3 separate regions of the Homo sapiens genome follow, and regions 1 and 3 are each linked to region 2. The links are chromatin contacts, found by Hi-C or POLR2A ChIA-PET in ENCODE. All regions are on one chromosome and are shown on one strand. The core of a region is the stretch at or near the end of the contact, and the rest is flanking DNA. Distances in the headings are between cores, read along the strand shown. Region 1 has its middle 8.4 kb from the start of FAM107B. Region 2 holds the start of SUV39H2-DT (SUV39H2 divergent transcript). Region 3 overlaps FAM107B (family with sequence similarity 107 member B).

Region 1 (4,081 bases), core at 1,304-3,803, 96 kb after region 2:
CTGTTATTGCTCCCTTTCCAGTTTCCATTTATGTCTATTGTCCTCTATTGTCTCTTCTTCTGCCCTCATTGTCATTATCATTTTAAACCCTTTAAATGATTTCACTGTTATTTTAGTGGAGTTATCTTACTACTCGTGAGTCATTTAGAACTTGGATTAGTGCTTTGACCTGTATCAGGAATCATATTCACTTTTTCTTTAAAATTTAATGGCTCTTTCTTTAACAAATGAGATCATATATAATGCTTTATAATCTACTTTTAAAGATTAATACAGTATGAAGATTTTTCATTTGTGGGCAACTTGCTATAGGACCTGCTCTCTTCATTCCTTCGTCACCACTTGCCCATAGTGTGTCACACAGGAAGGCAAGGATGGTTAGCACACTTGGCCCTGGGAGGATGAAGAATGCAATGGGCTGGAAGTCCTAGGGCAGGTGGGATGTGAATATGGGACAACACATTGCCAAGGGGCAGCTATTGGGAAAGGATACAGGGCATGTGGCTTAAGGCAGATGCTTTTTCACTCTGAAACAACTGGGGCAAAAATTTGTAGACAGCTGGACACTATTTGCAGATAAGACATCGTACTGATTGTGCAATGACATGGCCTAGCCACCTTCCCAAGGATAGAATTCTATCTGGCTTTATTAACTCTCCAGGGATGGCCTCGACTTTGGCTGCCTGTTCTTCCGGCCACCCCAGGAGGCTGAACACCCCCCCGAATGCAGGCTGTGGGCCAAGAAGAATAGTGACAGGAGATGGGGAGTGGGCATATCTGGGGGTCTCTGAATCCACCCAAAGGACAAGGGTCCATTGAAGGAAGCTAAATAGGAACCTGATCAGTATTTCCTCTGAAGTATTAGTAGAAGTGATAATGATGTCTATGGCCGGGCATGGTGGCTCACACCTGTAATCCCAGCACTTTGGGAGGCTGAGGCAGGCAGATCATTTGAGGACAGGAGTTCAAAACCAGCTTGGCCAACATGGTGAAACCCCATCTCTAATAAAAATACAAAAATTAGCTGGGCGTGATGGTGGGCACCTGTAATCCCAGCTACTCAGGAGGCTGAGGCAGGAGAATTGCTTGAGCCTGGAAGGCGGAGGTTGCAGTGAGCCAAAAGTGTGCTACTGTACTCCAGCCTGGGCAAAAAAGCAAGATTCTGCCTCAAAAAAAAAAAAAAAAAAAAAAAAAAAGAAGTGATAATGATGTCAGTAGAGTCCTGAAGCTTGGGGCATTGCTGAGCATCAGACAGGAAAGGTGTATTTTTCTTAGGCTACCTGATTCACCAGCCCTTTACATTTCAGCGGTACTTTTGGGTAGAAAGCAGAAAAGCTTTTGATTTCTTTTTCCTGAAGGAAGATAATTTTGTAATCAGCTGGGAATTCAGTGTGAGGATTAAAAAGAGGAGTAAAGAGAATTCCAGATTGTGAAGGCAGGGCAGTCTTGCTTCCAGGCAAACCCGATGACAGTCAAATCTAGTTTTGCAACACAATTAGGGCATTTTCACTGACCTCAGAAATGTTGGAGAAATTCTTACCAAAGGCTGGGTGTGGTGGCTCATGCCTGTAATCCCAGCACTTTGGGAGGCTGAGGTGGGTAGATCACCTGAGGTCAGGAGTTCGAGACCAGCCTGGTCAACATGGCAAAACCCTGTCTCTACTAAAAATGCAAAAATTAGCCAGGCATGGTGGCGGGTGCCTGTAATTCCACCTACATGGGAGGCTGAGGCAGGGGATCGCTTGAACCCAGGAGGCAGAGGTTGCAGTGAGCCGAGATTGTGCCACTGCACTCCAGCCTGGGTGACAGAGCCAGACTCCATCTCAAAAAAAAAAAAAAAAAAAATCCTTACCAAAAAAATGGAAGTGAATCCCCATTTTAAGTTCACTTTGATTTAAAAATATAGTCATGTGCTGGTTAACGACAGGGATACATTCTGAAAGACGTAAAATTAGGCAATTTCACTGTACAAATATCGCATGGATGGTAGAGTCCACAGCACACCTGGGGTATAGGGTATAGCCCATTGCTCCTAGGCTACAAACCTGGACAGCATGTGACTATACTGAATACTACAGGCAGTTTTAACACAAGTAAGTATTTGTGTATCGAAACCTAAAATACAGTATTATTATCTTATGGGACCACTGCCATGTATGCGGGCCCTTGTTCACTGAAACATTGTTACGCAGTGCATGAGTGTAAATATAGGGGAAGGGAGAGGATGTGAAATCAGACAATGGCACTGATCCTGGCCTTATCTACAACCACTGCTGTGTTTCTGGGTCTTATACCCCAGATCTGTTTCCTGCCCCTTCCTCTGCCCCTCCTGTCTTGGTTAGGTGACCTTCCTTCCTCCACACTGAGAAAGAAATGATGCTTCCTGTTACTTTCAGGGACTGATGTGGGACTCCTGAACTCCGTTGTGCGTGCTGTCCTGCTGGTACCAAGGCTAAGGCCTGGGAGCAAAGGTCGGTCTTCCCTTAGGGCAGAGGATGTTCTCAGCATTAATCATCTTGGGGCAGGAAATGACTAGCAAGGTGGCTCTTAGGAGAGCGAGGGAACCCAGGGCCTTATCGCTTAAGCCTAGATTCTAAGGAATCTAGATGAGCCTTTTTTTTTTTTTTTTTTTGAGACGGAGTCTCACTCTGTCGCCCAGGCTGGAGTCCAATAGCACGATCTCGGCTCACTGCAAGCTCCGCCTCCCAGGTTCAAGTGATTCTCCTGCCTCAGCCTCCCGAGTAGCTGGGACTACAGGCATATGCCACCATGCCCGGCTAATTTTTTTTTTTTTTTTTTTTTTTTTGTATTTTTGGTAGAGACGGGTTTTCACTGTGTTAGCCAGGATGGTCTCTATCTCCTGACCTTGTGATCCGCCCGCCTCGGCCTCCCAAAGTGCTGGGATTACAGGCGTGAGCCACCGCGCCCGGCCTATCTAGATGGGCTTGACAGGGGTAAGACAGTCCATGCTACCCAGATGCTGAACAGGAACTCGGCAGACCGGAAGCCCCGGAAGACCCTGCGACAAATAACCTGGGGGCTTTGGGGCACCGACAATGATGTTACCCAGCAAACAGTCAAAAAGAAAACTTTTTTTTAGAGAGGCATAATTGCCTTTTGTAATCAGCAAAGTCTGGTCATGCACCAAAGATGATTATCCGCTGAATTGTGCAGAAGGGGCAGTTGTGTCCCTTTTCTTGGGCTGGATTTTTAAGGCAGAGGGCAGTGCCTCCCGAGGCCACTGTGGCAGAAGCGATTAGCGGGATCCCCACAGAGAAAGTGAGACTCAGGAAACAAGGGGATGCAAGATCAGCCGGGCTTCCTGACTTGGGTCATTATCTTATTTCCAGGAGCCAGCGGGTTTCCTCACTGCACTCACCACACTCACTCATGTGCTCTACTGCCCTTTGGGCTCCAAGAGAGCAGGATCCTGGCTTATTTCACTCCAAGTAGCACCTGACTCAGAACCTGCTCTGCAGTGAGTTCTCAATCAATGATGTTTGAAGACATGGGCCCCAGTGATAGTGCTTTCTCTATGCGCTCTCTATGGAAAATGACAAATCTTCTTAAGGCATCCTGATGGAGGCACTGAATGGCTGAGATCCGCTCTGCTGGTCTCCCCTTTGGAGAGATCATTGGTGCCACATGCTTGATTTTCATCTGAGACCTCACCTAGAACTGAGCATGTTGGTGCCTTGTCACCTTGGGATGTTTCCATGCTATTTTTTTCTAATAGAAAAGTTAGTATTTGCACATGGTTAACAAAATTCAAACAGTACAACAGGGTATACCATGAAAAGCATCTTCCTCCCAAATCAGACCTTTAGTGTCCCCTCTCCGGAGGCAGAAGACTTCTTGGACATTCCTCTGAAGCTTTTCTACATAAAAGTAAGCACATACATGTATATATTTATATGGGTATATTTTTAGATATCCACATGTGCTTAACTTTTCAATTTGCTTTTGTCATTCAAAGTATTTCCTGGCAATTTTTCATATTGCCCCATGTAAGTTGACTTTATTCCTTTTAAATTAAAAAAATTCTATTAAGTAATACTTCTATATGATTTAAATATAAAAC
Region 2 (4,709 bases), core at 1-2,500:
AACTGCAAACACGTGGTTAAAAAAAGAAAGACAATCTCTCGACAGTCTCCAGTAATGCAGAAAAAGATTTCACTGACAAAATTAAATAGTTCATGACCACCACAAACACCTTCCGCTGGTTCACAGTAACCCCTGACATTCTCCAAGGAGAAAAATTCAGGGATAATGAGGTCATAATCCCAGCGGAGAGGAGACGAGCTTGAAAACACCTTTACATTCCGGAACGCACGGAAAAGTTCCAGGCTCTCAAAGCGTGCGCGACACCAACACCCCCCGACGCCCACACCCACGCGCGCTCGGTGCCCAGTTCCCCGGTGCCCAATTCCCCAGCGTCCACAGAAATAACACCAAGCTCCCGGTGGGTGAAAGAGTTACCGTAAGCCAGAGGCTGCAACCTCAAATACCCACTTTCTGGGCGATTCTCCAACGAGGCACTCAACCTCCTAGCGTGTCCGCCTTGGGGGGGATTCCTCGCTTATCCCCTTTCTTAGCACACAGGCGCCCCGATTTACTCTCCCCCTCTGATATTAAGGTCATGTTCACGCCGGCGGGCGTCGCTTCCCGCCTCCCACTTCAAAGGCCCGGGCGCATGCCGCACGCCGCGCTCGAACCACCACAAAGGAGCCAGTCGCAGCCGTGCCCCCCGGACCTCCAACCGGGGACTGCCGGGGAGCGGCCTCGAAGCCCGAGGCCGCCACGGGAGACGCGGAGGGGGCCGGGCCGAGCGGGCGGAGAGGCCACGCTCCACTTCCGAAGTGCCCCAGGCTCGGACAGTGCCCACCTCCGCGGCGGGAGCCGGCCGGGCAGGGAGGCGGGTCAGCGGCCTGGGGGAGGATAGGCGTCCGCAGCGTGCGTCCCGGAGTTGGGGTCGCGGCGGGCGGGGAACCGCCACGTCGCCATCTGGCTGGCCCGCGGGACGGCCCCGCCGCCCGGGCCTTGGGAGCTTGCCTGGGAACAGGGAAGGCGAGGGGGCCGCGCTCCAGCCTCACCTCCTCGCGCCTCGGCCCCGACCGCCGCCATCTTGTAGAGCTTTCATTCAAACTGGCGCGGTCTGACGGGATAGCTCAGCTGGCCCGACGCCCCGCCCCTGGCCGGCCCGCGCGGGACTTGGGGGCCGGGGCTTGTTGGGGGACGGAACCCGCACGGCGTCCTGACGTCACTGGCGGCCGACCCCCCGCCGCGGCGGCCAGCGCGCCTGCGCCCCAAAGCTAGGCCCGGCCCCAAGCGCGAGGAGCGGGGCGGGGCGAGCGCGCGTGCTCCCGGATCCTCGGCAGTGTCCGGCGCCCCCTTCCCTTCGCCAGGCCCGTTTGGCGCCTTCACTCGGGAAGACGTCGGCCAGGACTTTGCGCTTTGGAGACGTCTTACTTCGGCAGCACTCGCACACTGCGAGATCCGACACGGGCAGCGGGGACCTAGGGAGCCGGGGACGCTGCCTGTCGGGTACGGTTCCGCAGCTACCGCAGCCCCGTGGGCCATGGTTAGTCTCCCCCCGACACCGCTCCCTCTAGAGCTCCGGGCTTCGGAAGCGGCTGCACGTGGGCATGGCTGGAGAGGTTCCGCTGGCTTGGGGCAGTCGCCGGGATTCCGACTGGTTGGTGTGGGGTGTGGCCTGTGCTATCCAGCTCCCAGCTGATCCTAATGTGCGGCACAGCGGAAACCACCGGTCCACATCAGTGCTTCTCACTTAAAGGGGCTTACGAATCGTCGGGGGTGGGGGAGCTGGACTTGGAATTTTTTAAGAGATGAGGTCTCACTCTGTCACCCAGGCTGGAGTGCAGTGGCGCGATTACGGCTCACTGCAGACTAGACCTCCTGGGCTCAACTTTAATGTAAATTGGGATTGGGTAGGTCTGTAAGGGGACCCGAGCTCCCCTCCCATGTTGTTGCCAAGCTCCTGAGCTCGGCCTGGTGGCGGGTGGGGGCCGGGAGGAGAAGGACACGTTAGTAAGGAAGCTGCAGGACGACTCCAGGGGCCTCCCACCTGGTCTCCACCCCCCTCCCCCACCCATTCTTGACGCTGCATCCATGATTGTTCTAAACAACCTAAAGCAGAAATCTTAGAGCAAATAACGAAAACTGGCAGAAGGCCATTTGATATCTCCTTAAAAAATTCATGTAAAAAATTACATAAACGTTTCAAAGCAGTATGTATAAATTTGAAATACTGGAAATGAACGCAGACCATTAAAGGAATAGTTAATTATTTGATTCCATTATGAAATACTGTCTAGCCGTCTTAAAAAGGTGTTCATGAAGCTTTTAGTATTCAGCAAAACCAAAACAAATCCCCCTGAAATATAGTTTTAACTATGGAAGAAAAAAATGTATAGGAAAATAACGAAATAGCCTTTTCGGAGTGATTTTCTTTTTAACTTCTCGTTTTTAAATATTTAATCATTTTCTACGATGGGAAACACCACTTCCTCACACACACTCATGCTCCCAGACTTTATTTAGCTACAAACGGCATCATAATACAAATACTGTTCTGCAGTCCGTGTGTGTTTCAATGCAACTGCATTTCTCAGACATGTTTCTAAGATTTGAGTCCTTAGTAAATTTTGTATTCCATATCTCATTACCTTGAGATAAGGAATAAAAGGCCCTGTCCAACCCTGTCACCTGGAAGAGCATCCAGGCCCTTTAAGGCTTAGTCTATCTAGGATTATGCCTTCAGACTTGGATACAGCCTCCCGTCCTAACCGGCCCCTGTATTCATTACCTCTCCTGTATGTTTTCAGAGCCCACCAAGGAGCGGCCATCGCTACTCACTGGCCACTCTTGAATCCTTTTTGGCTCCTTTTCCTCAGTCCAACCTGGGTTCCTCAGAGAAGAGACTGTAGTCCTGGGACTGCATTTCTTTTCCGCCCTCTCCCTATGTGACTGCCCCAATTCCCATGGATTTAAATAGCATCTTGACACACAAGATGCCTCACTTATCGTCTCCGGCCCTGGCCTCTGCCTGAATTCCAGGCTAGAATATCCACAGTGCGTAATGGACATATGCCCTTAGGTGTTGCACAAACATCTCAAATTGAACATATCCGGAAAAATACACTTCTGAACTTCGTAGCATTCAGAATAAAACTCAAACCTCCAGATGGCCGGCAGGGCCTCCAGTGATGGGAATCCTGTCTCACCTCACTTGGTGCCACTCTCCCCTTTACTCATTTTCCTGGCCTTTCCCCGGCCCCACTTACCCAGAAATCTTTTACTGTGCATCTCCTATGTGCCAGGCACCTGATAGGTGCTGGGAATATAGCAGTGGATGAGAAAGAAAAAAGACCCAGTCCTCATGGAGCTGACTTCCTAGTGACAGGAGCAGCGGATAAAGCAAATCACTGAAGGCAGCTGGAAATTACTTTCCGGTTAAGAGGACAGGCTCCTTCCCCTCCTCACATGGCTACCTTCAGATCACTTGGGTCTCAGCTTAAACACCACCTATTGACAGAGGCCTCGCATGTTACCTCATTCTTTAGCCCTACTTTGCATCCTTAAAAAGCACTCATCAAAATTTGCAATTATCTTGTCGGGTTTTTGTTCTTTGGTCTTGATTCATAATGAATGCATCGCACTATTTTGTAAATCCAGTGTTTCGTTTCGTGTCTTGAATCCCATCCATTCCAGCGCATAGATGAGGCCCTGTCTGTTCAACATTCATCACCGTGTTTACTATCTAGAGCAGCAATTCTCAAAGTATGGTAATTGGGACCCGAAGACTCTTCACAGGGTTCATGAGCGCAAAACTATTTTCAGACCAACATGTTCTCTGCCTTCCTTCGCTCATGAGTACATAGTGGAATTTTCTAGAGGTTACACAATTTGAATATTGCAACACATTGAACGAAGACGCAGGTACCAGAACATAGCTATCTCCTATTAAGCCAGACATTAAAGAGATTTGAAAAAATACAAAATACTGCTTTTGGCTAGGCAAAGTGGCTCGCACGTATAATCTTGGCACTTTGGGAGGCTGAGGAATTGCTAGAGACCAGCCAGGGCAACCCTACTAAAAAATTAGCTGGGCGTGGTGGCACATGCCTGGGGTCCCAGCTACTCAGGAAGCTGAGGTGGGAGGATCGCTTGAGCCCAGGAGTTTGAGGGTGTAGTGAGCTATGATCAAACCACTACATTGCAGCCTGGGCAACAGAGCAAGACCCTGTCTCAAGACAAAAAACAAAAAATAAAACCCCAGATACCACCCTTGCCACTAATTTTTTGTCTTAGAAAAATTATTTCTCATAAAAAATTAACTTTATTACTTAGAAATAATTTTTAAAATTGGTTTTAATTTCCATATGGTAACTATAGTTATATAACTACATTTTATGTATATGTAACAAACAAAAGCTCTATGGGTTCTCAACATGTTATTTTTTAAGACTATAAAGGGTTCCTGGGACTAAAATGTTTGAGGGTGTTGGTAAATCCTGGCTATAAATGGAGAGAGAAATAAAAAGCCACTGAGAGACACACACCAGGGTCCTCAAGGGAAAAGTAGAGAATCATGACCCTTTCCCAGTATTTTTTTCACAAAGACCACATGATTTCTGGAGTGTCTCCTCTTCTACTGAAATAAACGTTCTCTTCTGAGAGGCAAAGAATCATAGAATGAACACTAGATTAAGAATGTGAATTTAAATGAAATAATCCATGTAATGTGCTTAAAATAGTAAGCAGTCAAGAAAAATTAAGTTTACAAAATAAGC
Region 3 (4,688 bases), core at 2,069-4,568, 130 kb after region 2:
GTCAGGTAAATTAAACTGCCATTAAAGCAGCTCTTGACTCAATTCCTGGCCCTGGTAAGCAGAGATGACCTCAGAAACGCAGTTAGGAATCAAATCCAAGCTTGGTGTTAAGAACTACTTTTCATTTTCCCCAGGTCTGTATTTTATCTTTGACTTGATAATTTTAAAAGGAAAGATGTTTGTGAATATTCAGGATGTAATGGATTGCAATAAGGAAAATAAAATTATCCGTATGGTTGCAGAAACACAGCAGATGTGCTGTACCTATCAAGGTGCATCTGCATCTTACAGGCACAAATCACAGCTCAAACGACTAAGAAAAGTACAGCTTCTGTTACTGAAAAGGCCAGAGTCAGGGCAGGCATCACAGTGGCTTGATGCAGTGGCTCAAAGATGGCACCGAAGACCAGCTCCTTCCACGTGGCCTCTGCTTTTCACGATGTCAGCTCCCTTTAGAAGCTGACTCCCCTCTTGCTGGCCACATGGCTGCCAGTAGTTCTGAGGGTTTTAGATCATCACATCCTCGTTCAGCTGGAAGAGAGAGATGAGCAGGGAGAGGGCACATTCCTTTTCCAACCATAGAAAAACTCATGGACTTTCTTCTGTTGTCCTCGTGTTTAAGGGATAAGACCACTCTGCTTGGATTAGTCAAGTCAGGTCTCACCTCTGGAGCTGGGAGTGACGAAGTCTTTCCCATAGCACATTGCCATTCAGCAGGACAGGGGCACCGTGGACTCAGAAGAGGCTCCACGACCCCTGCAGATGCATTTCACAAATTATTTGGATTCATTTTCCCTTTAAGAATTTTCACTGGTGGCCGGGCAAGGTGGCTCACGCCTGTAATCCTAGCAATTTGGGAGGCTGACACGGGTGGATCACCTGAGGTCAGGAGTTTGAGACCAGTCTGGCCAACATGGCAAAACCCTGTCCCTACCAAAAATACAAAAATTAGCCAGGCATGGTGGCACATGCCTGTAATCCCAGCTGCTAGGGAGGATGAGTGGGGAGAATCGCTTGAACCCAGGAGGCAGGAGTTGCAGTGAGCTGAGATGGTGCCACTGCACTCCAGCCTGGGTGACAGCAAGACTTTGTCTCAAAAAAAAAAAAAAAAGAAAAAAAAGACTTTTCATCTATGATATAAAAAATTGGTTAGTTGGATTCAAGATTTTTTTTTTAGCCATAGTATTTGTTATATTTTATATAGGTGGGGGGAAGATGTTGAAATTTGGGGAAACAAATCATAAAATACTTTCTCTGGTTACTAAAATGGAAATGTTAAGCATATTTTCTTCTCTTCTTTGAGAAACAGTAAAATTTATCATTCTCATGGAAGAACAGATGTGAAGTAAAAAATTGAAGTAAACAAAAGTCAGTCATGGAAACATTTACCCTTAACTTTTTATTTCATTCCTTTCCCCTTATTTCCTTCCCAACCATCTACACACAACAAACATAATGGATCTGAGGAAAACTGAAAAAGATGAGCTCGATTTCACTTTGGGAGTTAACTAAGCACCAGATAATTACACTGGTGCTCTCTGGTAAAATCTAGAAGTTCTTCCTGTATATTGTGAATTTCACTTGAGCATCAGCAAGTTTGAGGAAGACCTCCCATGATGAAGGTGTTGGGATAGAGAGGGAGAGCTTGGTTTTTAATCTAATCTTCACGGCTTTGATGTAACGGGGTTTTAAGCTCCCATCCATCACTCCTTGTCACCATTGCTATCCTGGTTAGGAGCCAGTGGCAGAGCTTGGGTTGTTGGGAAAAGGGTGATCATAAAAACTTTTTATGTGTGTATTGATATGTATGTGTGTTTCTGAGTGTATACCTTTGTGTGCAGTGTGAACATGCGTGTGTGCTCTGCCTGTGTTTCTGTGTGTTGTGTTTGTGTCTGTGTGTGTCTACACACTGACAACTACGATCACTCTTTTTACCATCTTTTTGGTAATGCCATAAATAGCTTTTGAGCTAGAAACTTTAGAGGGTCAGCTTTGTACTTTGGGAACACTGATACTTTATTAAAATTATACTTAGTGGATAAAATTACTCAGTCTTGGCATTTCTCTTATACAATGTGCTATTTGAATGGCTAAGCTTTTATGAGTCATTTTTTTTTTTTTTGAGACAGGGTCTTGCTCTGTTGCCCAAGCTGGAGTACAGTGGTGTGATCACAGCTCACTGTAGCCTCAACCTCCTTGGCTAAAGCAGTCCTCTGGCCTCAGCCTCCAAAGTAGCTGGGACCACAGGCATGTGCCACCACACCCGGCTAATTTTTGTATTTTTTGTAGAGATGGGGTCTCGCCACATTGCCCAGGCTGGTCTTGAACTCCTGTGGCTCAGCAAGCCACCTGGCTCCATCTCCCAAACTGCTGGGATTACAGGTGTGAACCACCAAACCTGGCCAGCTTTTATGAGTCTGATGCATTCATCTTATAGTCGCCAACAGATTCTTTCCCACACAGAGGTCCCACATACACGATGCGATTAAACTCCACAGCGTGGTTCACTTACATCAGGATTGACAGTTTGCGTCCTATACTAAAACTCTTCTTATTCACAACCGAGGTTTACTAGAACCTATATGTCTTTGTATCTGGACTACCTCCCAGAAAAGAAGCAAAACACTCGTCTGAATGTTTTGCTGGTAGAATGGGATAGGGAAACCTCTCAGGGTACAGGATCGAGAAACTGCAAAGCTGGATGCCTTCCAGGCACTCTGTCCTTCCTCCCTGGAGGGAGGCTCAGAGATGATCACACTGCAAAGAGGTGAGTGAGGGGCAAAAGGGGAGAAGCCCTCAAGTCAGGGAGATTGGTTGAGTCCCTTTTTCCAGGCTTCACTTTCCAGGCTGAGCACAAACAGGAAGGATGGATTGCCTGTCTCTCTGGCCACAGCCCATGGCTTAGGCTCCCTGCGGGAGTCTGCTGCCTCAGCAGATGGGATATTGGGAAACCAACAGGCTGGGAGTGACATCAGTCTGAAATGGAAAAAAATCCTCCTTGGCCCAGTAAATATCACAATAGGGAAACCAGTGGGTATTTCAAAAACACCAGAAACCCAGAGCAAGGGAGGTGCCATGGATTAAACCTATTTTCTGATTCCCTTCATTCATTTTGCAAACTTCTCACCTTCCCAGCCATTTGGGAAACTCACTGGTCTTGTTCCCAGCCCTTTACCTCCTTTGGAGGCGGAAGTGGAAGCCCAGGCCTGGGCTTCAGTCTCGGTGCGTTACAACCTTCTCTCAGCAGCCTGGCACTTCCTCAAGCTCTTGGCCCTGCAGCTCTTGCGGAACACAGAGTCAACTCTAGAAGCAGCTGTGTAGGGTCGATAGATCTCTGGGGATCCCAGGACTCCTCACAGTTTTTTCAAATAATTTCCTTATAAGGAGGCCGGGAGTAGTGGCTCACGGCTGTAATTTCCATCACTTTGGGAAGCTGAGTTGGAGGATCGCTTTAGCCCAGGAGGTAAAGGCTGTAATGAGCTCTGATCACATCACTGCACTCCAGCCTGGGTGACAGAGCTGGACCCTGTCTCTAAGAAAAAAAAGAAAAAAATCCCATATAAGTTCACTCTATTCAACTTGTCTTCCCTGGGAGCTCTGCCCAGTGCTTCGAACAGCCTAGGTTTTCAGACTCCCCTTCTCAGTGGTGGTTTCCCAGCTGGACTGTTCTGCTCACAAAAGCAAGCACAGGCCATGCTGTATGGTCCAAGCACACTTAGCTCCTGGCAGGACAAGGGCTGTGTATGAGAAATTGTACAAACATCAAACATTTTCCCAAAACGTCCTCTCGTTTTAATAATGAAGAGTTGCATTGGAAACCCATGTGTGCATCCTCCTTGGGGAGGCTGGGGTGGGGTCTTTGTGTCTGGATTCCGCCGCTCCCCTGGGACCCTAATGAGGAAGGGAGGCAGCAGATGTGCAGAGCCCATCTGCCCAGCTGGGGCCCATGTGCTTCCTCCTCATTACCTAGCGGATGTCAACAGCACATGGGGCCAGGCCCCTCCCAGATGTGCCACCATGGAAACCATGCCTTGGGCAGGTCTGCTCCTGATTGCTGAACTGGAACAAGAGTGAAAAAGCTGGAGGCCAAGCTCCCCCATCGTGCCCACCCCTGATTCCTCATGGTACCCTGAGGGGTGTCCAGCATCTGCCCATGCACCCCACAGCCTTCAGGTCCCCACTCTGTCCCATCCCTCTCCAAGAAGCCACCCTTGGAGCCCCCTTCCCGTCTAGAAGCATGCACCACCCAGGTAATTTTTAAAATTTTTTTGTAGAGACAGCATCTCACTGTGTTACCCAAGCTGGTCTCAAACTCCTAGGCTCAAGCAATTCCCCCATCTCAGCCTCCCAGAGTGCCAGGGTTACAGGCATGAGCCACATATCCAACTGAGACTAGAACGGTGTTGCCTTTGATAGCTTTGCAGTGCTATTTTATTGTTTTTGAGACAGAGTCTCACTCTGTTGCCCAGGCTGGAGTGCAGTGGCGTGATCTCAGCTCACTGCAACCTCCCCCTCCCGGGTTCAAGCGATTCTCCCGCCTCAGGCTCCCGAGTAGCTGGGATTACAGGTGTGCACCATCCCGCCCAGCTAATTTTTGTATTTTTAATAGAGACAGGGTTTCACCATGTTGGCCAGGCTGGTCTTGAACTCCCGACCTCAAATGATCCACCCACCTTGCTCTCCCAAAG

The links. A loop is a pair of places that touch in the nucleus more often than their neighbours do. ChIA-PET counts read pairs that join two places held with the same protein, here RNA polymerase II (POLR2A). Pooled maps may share reads with other maps.
Region 1: a loop to region 2 is called in a map of endothelial cell of umbilical vein, with 4 times the contacts of the local background. The contact joins the enhancer-like site here to the promoter of SUV39H2-DT in region 2. A Hi-C loop is called at or near these places in 1 of 168 maps with a recorded cell type or tissue (endothelial cell of umbilical vein) and 2 of 50 pooled maps. POLR2A ChIA-PET finds 5 or more read pairs at or near these places in 4 of 52 experiments (A549, HEK293T, SK-N-SH and 1 more).
Region 3: a loop to region 2 is called in a map of B cell, with 3 times the contacts of the local background. The contact joins the enhancer-like site here to the promoter of SUV39H2-DT in region 2. A Hi-C loop is called at or near these places in 1 of 168 maps with a recorded cell type or tissue (B cell) and 4 of 50 pooled maps. POLR2A ChIA-PET finds 5 or more read pairs at or near these places in 2 of 52 experiments (OCI-LY7 and activated CD4-positive, alpha-beta T cell).

Annotation. Positions count from the first base shown.
Region 1 is chr10:14,781,228-14,785,308 of GRCh38, reverse strand. No RefSeq gene overlaps it. Among named protein-coding and RNA genes, the nearest start is that of FAM107B, 8.4 kb to the right of the region's middle. Within about 2 kb of position 2,553, at least 3 of the 41 ENCODE cell types and tissues checked have a DNase peak (open chromatin) inside an H3K27ac peak, as active enhancers do; they include endothelial cell of umbilical vein, where a contact is called at or near this core.
Region 2 is chr10:14,875,200-14,879,908 of GRCh38, reverse strand. SUV39H2-DT (SUV39H2 divergent transcript) reads left to right here and starts at 1,250. Exons shown (of 1, transcript NR_186426.1): 1 at 1,250-3,586. It overlaps SUV39H2 (SUV39H2 histone lysine methyltransferase), which reads right to left and starts at 1,043. Exons shown (of 6, transcript NM_001193424.2): 1 at 990-1,043. The coding sequence starts at 1,020. RefSeq lists a silencer at 570-1,309.
Region 3 is chr10:14,750,366-14,755,053 of GRCh38, reverse strand. All of the region lies in intron 1 of FAM107B (family with sequence similarity 107 member B), which reads left to right. Among named protein-coding and RNA genes, the nearest start is that of FAM107B, 22 kb to the left of the region's middle. RefSeq lists an enhancer at 2,672-3,589. Within about 2 kb of position 3,318, at least 22 of the 41 ENCODE cell types and tissues checked have a DNase peak (open chromatin) inside an H3K27ac peak, as active enhancers do; they include B cell and OCI-LY7, where a contact is called at or near this core.